Regions from separate parts of the Homo sapiens genome. Here region 2 is linked to region 1. Evidence: read pairs that join two places in POLR2A ChIA-PET (ENCODE). Cell type or tissue: MCF 10A. All regions are shown on one strand. Region 1 overlaps TNFSF10 (TNF superfamily member 10). Region 2 has its middle 27 kb from the start of LINC02068.

What was found. Peaks named below come from ENCODE experiments on the same cell type or tissue, not always from the same donor. Only the 100,000 strongest peaks of a DNase experiment are listed, where the experiment ranks them.
Region 2: POLR2A ChIA-PET joins it to region 1 with 5 read pairs; 5 of 35 experiments call an interaction of 5 or more read pairs at or near these places.

The regions. Positions count from the first base shown.
Region 1 is chr3:172,514,243-172,519,242 of GRCh38, reverse strand. It overlaps TNFSF10 (TNF superfamily member 10), which reads left to right. Exons shown (of 5, transcript NM_003810.4): 2 at 4,245-4,382. Among named protein-coding and RNA genes, the nearest start is that of TNFSF10, 6.7 kb to the left of the region's middle. In MCF 10A, no CTCF peak of the experiment used is centred here; a DNase peak (open chromatin) is centred at 2,302.
Region 2 is chr3:172,620,212-172,625,211 of GRCh38, reverse strand. No RefSeq gene overlaps it. Among named protein-coding and RNA genes, the nearest start is that of LINC02068, 27 kb to the right of the region's middle. In MCF 10A, a CTCF peak has its summit at 1,779 (motif pointing right); DNase peaks (open chromatin) are centred at 1,811 and 2,081.

The DNA.
Region 1 (5,000 bases):
CATATGAACACATGTACATTAGGCATGCAGAAGAATTCATTGAGAGTGCTAGAAAGCTAGGAGAATTACAGATATTGAGCAATTACTGTGTACCAGCAACTTTGAAAAGTATTGCCTGGTTTCAATTCTCATAACAATTCTATTATGTAAGTATAATTACCCCATATTACAGATGAACAAACTAAAGCTCAGGCGAAGTTAAGAGATTTGTTCAAGATTACAAAACTAGTAAAAGGTAAAACCTGATTTTGAACCCAGGCATGAAGGAGGTACTCAATAAATTGAAGCACCTACTTTTTTTTACAATACATTTTTTCAATACAATACAATGCTATTTTTATAGTAGCGTTCTAATTACTGCTGAAAAGTCTCCTGAAGGTGTCACTTTCTTCATCAGAAATTTTCCAAAGGGAAAATAAGTTTGAATCTTCTGTGTAGACTTTGGAAAAGTATATTCAACATAAGTATTAATTTCTTAAAATTGAATACAGGCTCCACTTTGTCTGGTGAACATTTGCAGAAGATACACTCTGCAAGGATTATAGGGTGTAAGGGTTAAGGAAGGCTTCATAACATTGGATTGGACCTTCACAAATAGCCTGTAGACCAGCAAACATGAACAACAAATATGGGCTTAGCCCCTGAAATCTGTGTCCCTCTGAGAAAGTTTTATGATAAAGGAATGGCCTGTCACTGTGACATCATAGATGGGGAGGAAAAAGGAGAAGGGCTTCCTCTCCACGGATCTCCATAAATGATCCTTTATGCTATTTGCAGTTTGCAGAAAATGATTGCCAGAGACTAATGTCTGGGCAGCAGACAGGGTCATTGCTGCCATCTTGAAGTCTACCTTGCTGAGTCTACCCTGCTGACCTCAAGCCCCATCAAGGACTGGTTGACCCTGGCCTAGACAACCACCGTGTTTGTAACAGCACCAAGAGCAGTCACCATGGAAATCCACTTTTCAGAACCAAGGGCTTCTGGAGCTGAAGAACAGGCACCCAGTGCAAGAGCTTTCTTTTCAGAGGCACGCAAATGAAAATAATCCCCACACGCTACCTTCTGCCCCCAATGCCCAAGTGTGGTTAGTTAGAGAATATAGCCTCAGCCTATGATATGCTGCAGGAAACTCATATTTTGAAGTGGAAAGGATGGGAGGAGGCGGGGGAGACGTATCGTATTAATTATCATTCTTGGAATAACCACAGCACCTCACGTCAACCCGCCATGTGTCTAGTCACCAGCATTGGCCAAGTTCTATAGGAGAAACTACCAAAATTCATGATGCAAGAAACATGTGAGGGTGGAGAGAGTGACTGGGGCTTCCTCTCTGGATTTCTATTGTTCAGAAATCAATATTTATGCATAAAAAGGTCTAGAAAGAGAAACACCAAAATGACAATGTGATCTCTAGATGGTATGATTATGGGTACTTTTTTTCCTTTTTATTTTTCTATATTTTACAAATTTTCTACAGGGAATGTTATAAAAATATCCATGCTATCCATGTATAATTTTCATACAGATTTAAAGAACACAGCATTTTTATATAGTCTTATGAGAAAACAACCATACTCAAAATTATGCACACACACAGTCTGATCTCACCCCTGTAAACAAGAGATATCATCCAAAGGTTAAGTAGGAGGTGAGAATATAGCTGCTATTAGTGGTTGTTTTGTTTTGTTTTTGTGATTTACTTATTTAGTTTTTGGAGGGTTTTTTTTTTCTTTTAGAAAAGTGTTCTTTACTTTTCCATGCTTCCCTGCTTGCCTGTGTATCCTGAATGTATCCAGGCTTTATAAACTCCTGGGTAATAATGTAGCTACATTAACTTGTTAACCTCCCATCCACTTATACCCAGGACCTTACTCAATTTTCCAGGTTCCTTCCACCTCCTCCTGAAAGTATTTCTGGAAAATACTCAGAAGGGATCACAGGCTCTAGCCAGCAATTGGTGCTAACCTGGGCTAGTCCCTGTGGCACAAGCTCCACCACGACCATCCTTGTCAAACTCCACCTCAGTTGATAAGTTGTTGCCTGCTGCCATTACTGCCTGATCACAGGCAGCTTTCAACTCTGCACCTTGCCTCTCACAGCTGAAGCCTCCCATATTCAGCCATTTCCTGCTGAGATAGCTTACAGCTGATGTGAAGTGAAAAGGCATACCGCTCCCTCCTTTCTGTGTTATGCACACCTTCTTGCCCCAACAAGTTACAGAGACTTGTGAGCCTGCTTGTTCAGTGTAATCAAACCGAAGCTTGGCCAGAGCCAACTCATACTGAGTGAACTGGGACAGTGTCCAGGGAAAGTTTGCTCTTCCTGGAACCACCCTCGGGCCTTGTGGCTGATCCCAGTTTCTCGTCTCTTCCTTCTTGATCCTTTCCCACAGTTTGCTAGACATGCTCTCATATTTCTGAATCATATGTGACTGAGTGCCTTCCTTGGAAAGGTTTTGCATCTCCCAAGTCAATTCGAGGTGCAACTGGATGTTTACAGGTGGGGCAGGCAGGGGCAAGGAAATGTACCTAAGTCCATGGCCAGTCATATCTCAACTCAGGAGGCCCCAGCTTCACCTCCAACTACATATACTACGGGAATGTTTTTCTCTTGTAATTTAAAAGAGGAAGAAACAAAATAAACATTTGTTTAAAAGTAAATGAATGATCTATGTCAGGGTGTGTGGAAGAAATTTATTAACTCAAGTTTGCACCTTTGCATTTGAGGGACCTTGGCCAAATGTCCAAGGGTTACATGGCTGAGTACAGAACTGTGTGATTCTAGCTGGGACCTCTCATAAACAGTTAAGATATTTTGATTTAAAATGATATTGTCTTTCTATAGGAAGGAGTGAATCATCGTTCAATTTGATCCTCCCTTCAACCTTTGCAGTACCTTAGTTCAAATAACAGATTAAAATTGTCATTTTCTCATTTATTTCCCTAGGTAGTCAATTCAGCAGATTTTTTTTTTTTTTTTGAGATGGAGTCTCGCTCTGTTGCCCAGGCTAGAGTGCAATGGCACGATCTCAGCTCACTGCAAGCTCCGCCTCCCGGGTTCACACCATTATCCTGCCTCAGCCTCCCAAATAGCTGGGACTACAGGCGCCCGCCACCACGCCCAGCTAATTTTTTGTATTTTTTTAGTAGAGATGGGGTTTCACTGGGTTAGCCAGGATGGTCTCGATCTCCTGACTTTGTGATTCACCCGCCTCGGCCTCCCAGAGTGCTGGGATTATAGGCATGAGCCACCGCGCCTGGCCAATTCAGCAGATTTTTTCAGGGAAATAACGTCTCTTCCATCCCACTTGTTAAAACAAAACAAAACGGAAGAGAAGAAATGAGCAAAGCAAACAAACAAACAAACAAAACCCTTCTGGCTTTGTTTGGACCTTCTGTTTCCTGTTTTTCTCAATTAAACAATTATCAGCCTAAAGAGTTCTGGGTGGTTTGGGATGGGGTGTGTGTGGGTGTGTGTGTGTGTTTATAACATCAAGCAAGGATTTGTTGATGAGGGTGAGGAGCTCGTTGATAATGATCTGACTATTGCCATTGTTTACTTTCAATCAGAACAGGGAGAAAACCTTCAAAGAGTGTTTAAGGTCTCTACCAATAAATCCCTAGTTAGTGTAAACATTTAATGAGACAGCATTCAGATTTCTAGTGGCAACATGGTCCAGATTTTGCCAGCCAGAGGAGTAGAAATCAGATCAGTAACTAGAATCTATTTAGCTAGCCACAGCTAGAAACAGAACATGACCCCCTCCCAAATGACTTGGCTGTTTTTTATTTAGGATCCTAAAATGTAAACTGACTCCACTACCGACCTTGTATCTAGGTAGGTTTCCAGCTTCAAAATGGGATACATACCATGGCAGAACTGGAAGAGACCTCAGAATCACCATAGTGAACCGGCTCAAAACTATAAACAGACACAGGAGAATGGAAGCAACTTGTCAAGAAAAGCACAGCTGTTTAGTAAGGGAGGCAGGGAAGGACACTGTGACTCCAGATGCCTGAAGCACACCTGCATCCTTTCCACCATATCCAGCTGCTTACTTTTATTCTTTTTTTTTTTTTTTAAGGACAAAGGAGAGCATGCTTACTTTTATTTCAAACAGGAACTTACTCAATATGCCAAAACTTCTTTAAGTCTGCTATCAGTTTCTGTTGTCTTAACTTCCAAATGAACAAAAATAAAAAGCACTTATGCAAAATATTGTGTTATATTCCATCTCAACCCAGATGCAGGACAAGTACTCCAAAAGTGGCATTGCTTGTTTCTTAAAAGAAGATGACAGTTATTGGGACCCCAATGACGAAGAGAGTATGAACAGCCCCTGCTGGCAAGTCAAGTGGCAACTCCGTCAGCTCGTTAGAAAGGTAGGTAACCTCACCAGGTGACCTCACCAGCAGGCGGAGAAGGCCAGAAGAATTCCTTAAAGCAAAGGAATCTTTAAGATAATCAAGTCTAGACTCTTCATTTTACAAATAAGAAAACTTAGGCCCAGAGTATTTAAGTAATTTTCCCCAAATTCATAGAACTAGGAAAATGGGGCATAGCAGCAAAGGGCAGGACCTGGCCGACTCCTGGTCTAGAGTTCATTCCTCTGCCCCGGACAGCCTCCACATCTAGTCTAACCTTTTGATCTCACATTATGGAAACTGAGGCACACACAGGGTAATGAAGAGAAGGTCACAAAGTCATAAAGAATGTGTGGCATTGTTTTTCATTCAAAAGATAAAGAAGATCAAATAATGATATTTTATATTCTTCCCACATTGCTGATGTCTGGAATTAAATATTTGTTTTTGTATGCATATAGAGATAAAGAAAGAGGAAAATAAGAGGAAAGAAAGAGGAAAGGAAGGGAAGGGAAGAAAGAGATACTTTGAGAAATTGAAGGTGGTTTTTTCTTAATTTACAGCCAATAAATAACAAATTACAAAAAGTATCTGTTTATGGAAGTTGCTTAAACAGGACCTCCAGCAGAGACATGT
Region 2 (5,000 bases), 110 kb before region 1:
AGGCAGAAGCAGGTGTGAGAATCCAGCTGTCTCTAGTTAAGCTAGACATTAAAGAGATTTGTAGGCCCGGGCGTGGTGGCTCACGCCTGTAATCTCAGCACTTTGGGAGGCCGAGGTGGGTGGATCATCTGAAGTCAGGAGTACAAGACCAGCCTGGCCAACATGGTGAAACCACGTCTCTACTAAAAATACAAAAATTAGCTGGGCGTGGTAGCGCGCACCTGGAGTCCCAGCTACTCGGGAGACTGAGGCAGGAGAATCACTTGAACTCAGGAGGCGGAGGTTGCAGTGAGCCGAGATCGCGCCACTGCACTCCAGCCTGGCGACAGAGCGAGACTCCGTCTCAAAAAAAAAAAAAAAAAAAAAAAAAGATACTTGTAAAAATATAATACAACGCCACATTTTTCACTAATTTGTATTTGAAAAATTCAGGATTTCTTTCGTAAAATAGAGCTTAAGATAACATGTAATTAAATACATTAATAACTACATTTCAAATTTATCAGCTTTAGTCTCCCTCCCTCCCTCCCTTCCTTCCTTCTTTTTTTGTTTGTTTTCCTCAGGGTCTTGTTCTGTTACCCAGGCTGGAGCATGCAGTGCCACAATCTTGGCAAACAGCCTCGACCACCCAGGCTCAAGTGATCCTTCCACCTCAGCCTCCTAAGTAGCTGGGACTACAGGTGCATGCTACCATGCCCATCCAACAGTTTCTTAAAAGTAAATAAACATCGGCCGGGCGCGATGGCTCACGCCTGTAATCCCAGCACTTTGGGAGGCCGAGGCGGGTAGATCACGAGGTCAGGACATCGAGACCATCCTGGCTAACAGGGTGAAACCCCGTCTCTACTAAAAATACAAAAAATCAGCCGGGCGTGCTGGCGGGCGCCTGTAGTCCCAGCTACTCTGGAGGCTGAGGCAGGAGAATGGCGTGAACCTGGGAGGCGGAGCTTGCAGTGAGCCGAGATCACACCACTGCACTCCAGCCTGGGCGACAGAGCGAGACTCCGTCTCAAAAAAAAAAAAAAAAAAAAAAAAAGTAAACATCAATAAATGAAGCCCACATAAACAAAAGCTCTTCGTGGGGGAGGGGGAAGGGTCCTCAATAATGTTTAAGATTGTAAAGTCCTGAGACTGAAAAGTTTGAGAGCTGCTGCTCTGTAGCATCCTCTCCTGGCCGTCCCTGCACATCGTGCTGTGGTACAGCTAGCCAACCCGGAACTTATTACCGCGGTTCTGTTCGTGTTCCGCACATGCGCCATGTTCTCTTACCGAACACCCTTCCTTCTCCTTAGAGTGCTTTTCACTGTTCTTGTATTTCTTTGCCAGCCTCCTCCAGGAGCCTTTCCTAACTCCTTTCTCAGGAGGATTTAGGGGTCGTTCCTCGGGTCTCACACTGCACTCCACACATGACATGGTAATTGTCTGCAGGTAGGTCTGACTCCCTCACAAGACTAGGACCCTTGATGTGGGGGTCACGTCAGCCTCACCTCTGTGACCCCAATGCCTGACATGGTGCCTCTTATAAGCGCTCAATAAATCTTTGATGAACAACCAACTGTATCATTCTTCTTCCTATTAACAACGCATAGTTTTCAGGATATGTAAAATAATGCCTGATACTTTTGTATATATTCGCTTATTTATATTCCTGAGATAAAATATCTGGGGCTTTCTTTCCTGCATGAGTTTTCTTTCTACTAATGTATTGAAAATCTTATTTGGTTAAAGAGTGAAATTCCAAAGCCTATAATATAATAGACATTTAAAAATTTAAAGCCATTGCCAGTAGAGGGCGCCTTGAAAGTCAACGACGTTCGCCATCCCATACACTGCGGTTTGTGTTTTGTGTTTCATCTGGATTCTTTTTCTTTTCTTTTCTTTTCTTTTTTTTTTTTTACAAAAAAGAAAGAAAAGATTTATCAATAGCTTTCTTGTACTTTTTGTAAAAGGTCAATAAAAGTCATAGTTCATCACAGGATTAAGTTGGGTTGTTTTTTATAAAATAGAATTGAAAATTCTCATAACTACCTGATTAAAAAAATGACTGAGTTCTCAAAACAAACAAAACAGGACTTGCATTAATCCTTTGTTGAAATATGACTCACCTCTCTGCTTGCCAAAGTGTTTTATTTTTTTTTAACATGCTTTTATTCAAGGTAGATATTTGCCATCCCTTTGCAGAAAGGCTGACAGAACAGTGGTGGTCTGCATTTTTGAGGGACCGTTTAGTGTAGCAGGAAATATACGACCTTTATCTTTTCATTCTGTTTGCTGGCAAACCCCAGGCACCCAGCACTGCATTATAGAAAAACTGCCTTTGAAAACAACAAATAAGGCAGGGAGGGGTGGCCTTCAAAAGCTGGGGCACAGGTTCCAGCAAACAACATCCAGCCACGATGTTTGTGGAACTGCCATATTTTTAAAAACAGACATAAAATGATTAAGAAGGAAAACCTCACCATTCATTTCATGTAGAAGAGAGGAAATATCATGAACTAAAATTTGGGAAACTGTAATCCCAGTTCCAGCTCTGCCAGTAAATATCTCGGTAAATTTAAGTTTTTATTGGGGTTTTGTGTTCCCCATCTTAAAAGTCATTTTATCTAAACCTCTTTCTTACTCCCCCCAAATACTTGAAACAGCTTATAATTAAACAAAAAATATAATGAAATTGTGACACAGAAATAGTAGCTCTGTATTAGTGTGTTTTCACACTGCTATAAAGAATACCTGAGACTGGGTAATTTATGAACAAAAGAGGATTAATTGACTCACAGTTCTGCGTGGCTGGGGAGGACTCAGGAAACTGACAATCATGGCAGAAGGTGAAGGGGAAACAAGGCACATCCTACATGGTGGCAGGAGGGAGAGAAGAGCACAAAGGGGCAAGAGTCTCACACTTATCAAACAACCAGATCTTGTGAGAGAACTCCCTTATTATCATGAGAACAGCATGGGGGAACCACCCCCATGATCAAATCACCTCCCACCAGGTCGCTCCCTCAACACCTGGGGATTACAATTTGGATTACAATTAAAAATGAGATTTGGGTGGGGATACAGAGCCAAACCATATCAGGCTCATAGCCAAGGAAATGAACAAAAATATGCTAACTAGAAAAATCAGTTTATGTGGTTGAACTTCCAGTTTGGCCCTGAGGACCCTGGCAGTCAAGGCAAAAAGTAGAAAATTTAGTCAGTGACTCAGTCTTTATTTTAAACAGGAAGAAGTCTTCTAATTTCTCAGAGTTGATCATCTTTCTTTATCAATAAATTCTAAAAGAAAATCCCGACATGTGACCTACTGAATAATGTCCTCAATTATTTTAAAGCAATACAGCAGGAACTTTCACGTAACTATTTATTTAATGAACCTCAATGAGAACTGTGGACGTGACTTTAAACATCAGTGTAACCATATATTGAATCAATAAAAGTAACAGTGTTTGTCCTACTACTTGTCTCTAAGGACTATTAAAAATAAAGCTGTAGAAGGGCAATTTAAAAAGGTTTGAGTTAAACCAAAGTCAAATGTTAGATATTGTCAAATATATCCCTGGATGTGTATTGATGATAAGATAATCTGCTTTCTGATTTTCTTTTATTGGGGCTCATGGAAAAAAAGAAAATGTTATAGGTGCATATGAAAATTATTAAAGATTGGCTGGGTGTGGTGGCTCATGCCTGTAACCCCAGCACTTTGGGAGGTCGAGGTGGGTGGGTCACCTGAGTTTGGGAGTTCAAGACCAGCCTGACCAACATGGAGAAACCCCGTTTCTACTAAAAATACAAAATTAGCCAGGCGTGGTGGTGCATGCCTGTCATCCCAGCTACGCAGGAGGCTGAGGCAGGAGAATCACTTGAACCTGGGAGGCAGAGGTTGTGGTGGGCTGAGATCATGCCATTGCAGTCCACCCAGGGCAACAAAAGAAAAATTCCATGTCAAAAACATTTTAAAAAATCAAGAAAATTATTAAAGGTTATACAGAAAGTTGTTAATTCATTACCTCTGAGGACTGGGAACAGAGATCTTAAGGGAAGAAAAACTTTTTTCCCCCAGTTTGCTACTCTCTGAAACATTTGAATTTTTTATTAAAAAAATTTTTCTGGAGACAATGTCTGGCTATGTTGCCCAAGCTGGAGCACAGTGACTATTCATCGGCATGATCATTGTGCACTACAGCTTCAAACCTGTGGCCTTGAGTGAACCTCCCACCTCGGCCTCCCCAGTAGCTGGCCAAGTGTGCACCCCTGCACCTGGCTTTGAATTTTTCATGATGATTTATTATTTCTTATTTTAAAAAGGGAAAGAAAAGCTGGTTTACCCATAACTAATACTCTGTACAAAATCTACAAAAGGACACAAAATTTGCATTTTAGTTTTCTTTTAGTCATGATTTAGTTCATCACTTGGCAAGCTATCTCTTGCAAAAAGCACTCACTCAAGATAGCTTAAGTAGAGTGAGGTTTATCATAGGGATACAACCAAAAATCTCCTGGACATCCAAGATCACAAAATAAAGGAAAGCTTTCCCCTCAGAGAGCTTGATACAGAAAATTCAAGACCCAGGCTATTTCCTCTTCCTCTCCATGTATCAGAAATGTATAAAAACAAACCAATTATGGATGGGGCATGGCACCTATTACTGACTTAACATTGTTTCTTAAGTCAGTGGTTTTTTTTTTGTTGTTGTTGTTGTTGTTTGTTTGCTTTTTGATTTTTTGAAACAGGGTATGGTTCTGTCGTCCAAACTGGAGTGCAGTGGTGCAGTCATGGCTCACTGCAGCCTCAACCTCCTGGACTCAAGCAATCTTCCCACCTCAGCCTCCCAAGTAGCTAGGACTACAGGCATGCACCACAAGTCCAGCTAATATTTTTATTTTGTAGAGACAAGTTCTCACCATGCTGCCCAGACTTAGTGTTTCTCAAAGGTTAACTGGCATATGAATTACTTGGGGACCTTGTTAGATTGCAGATTCTAATTCAGTAGGTCTAGATG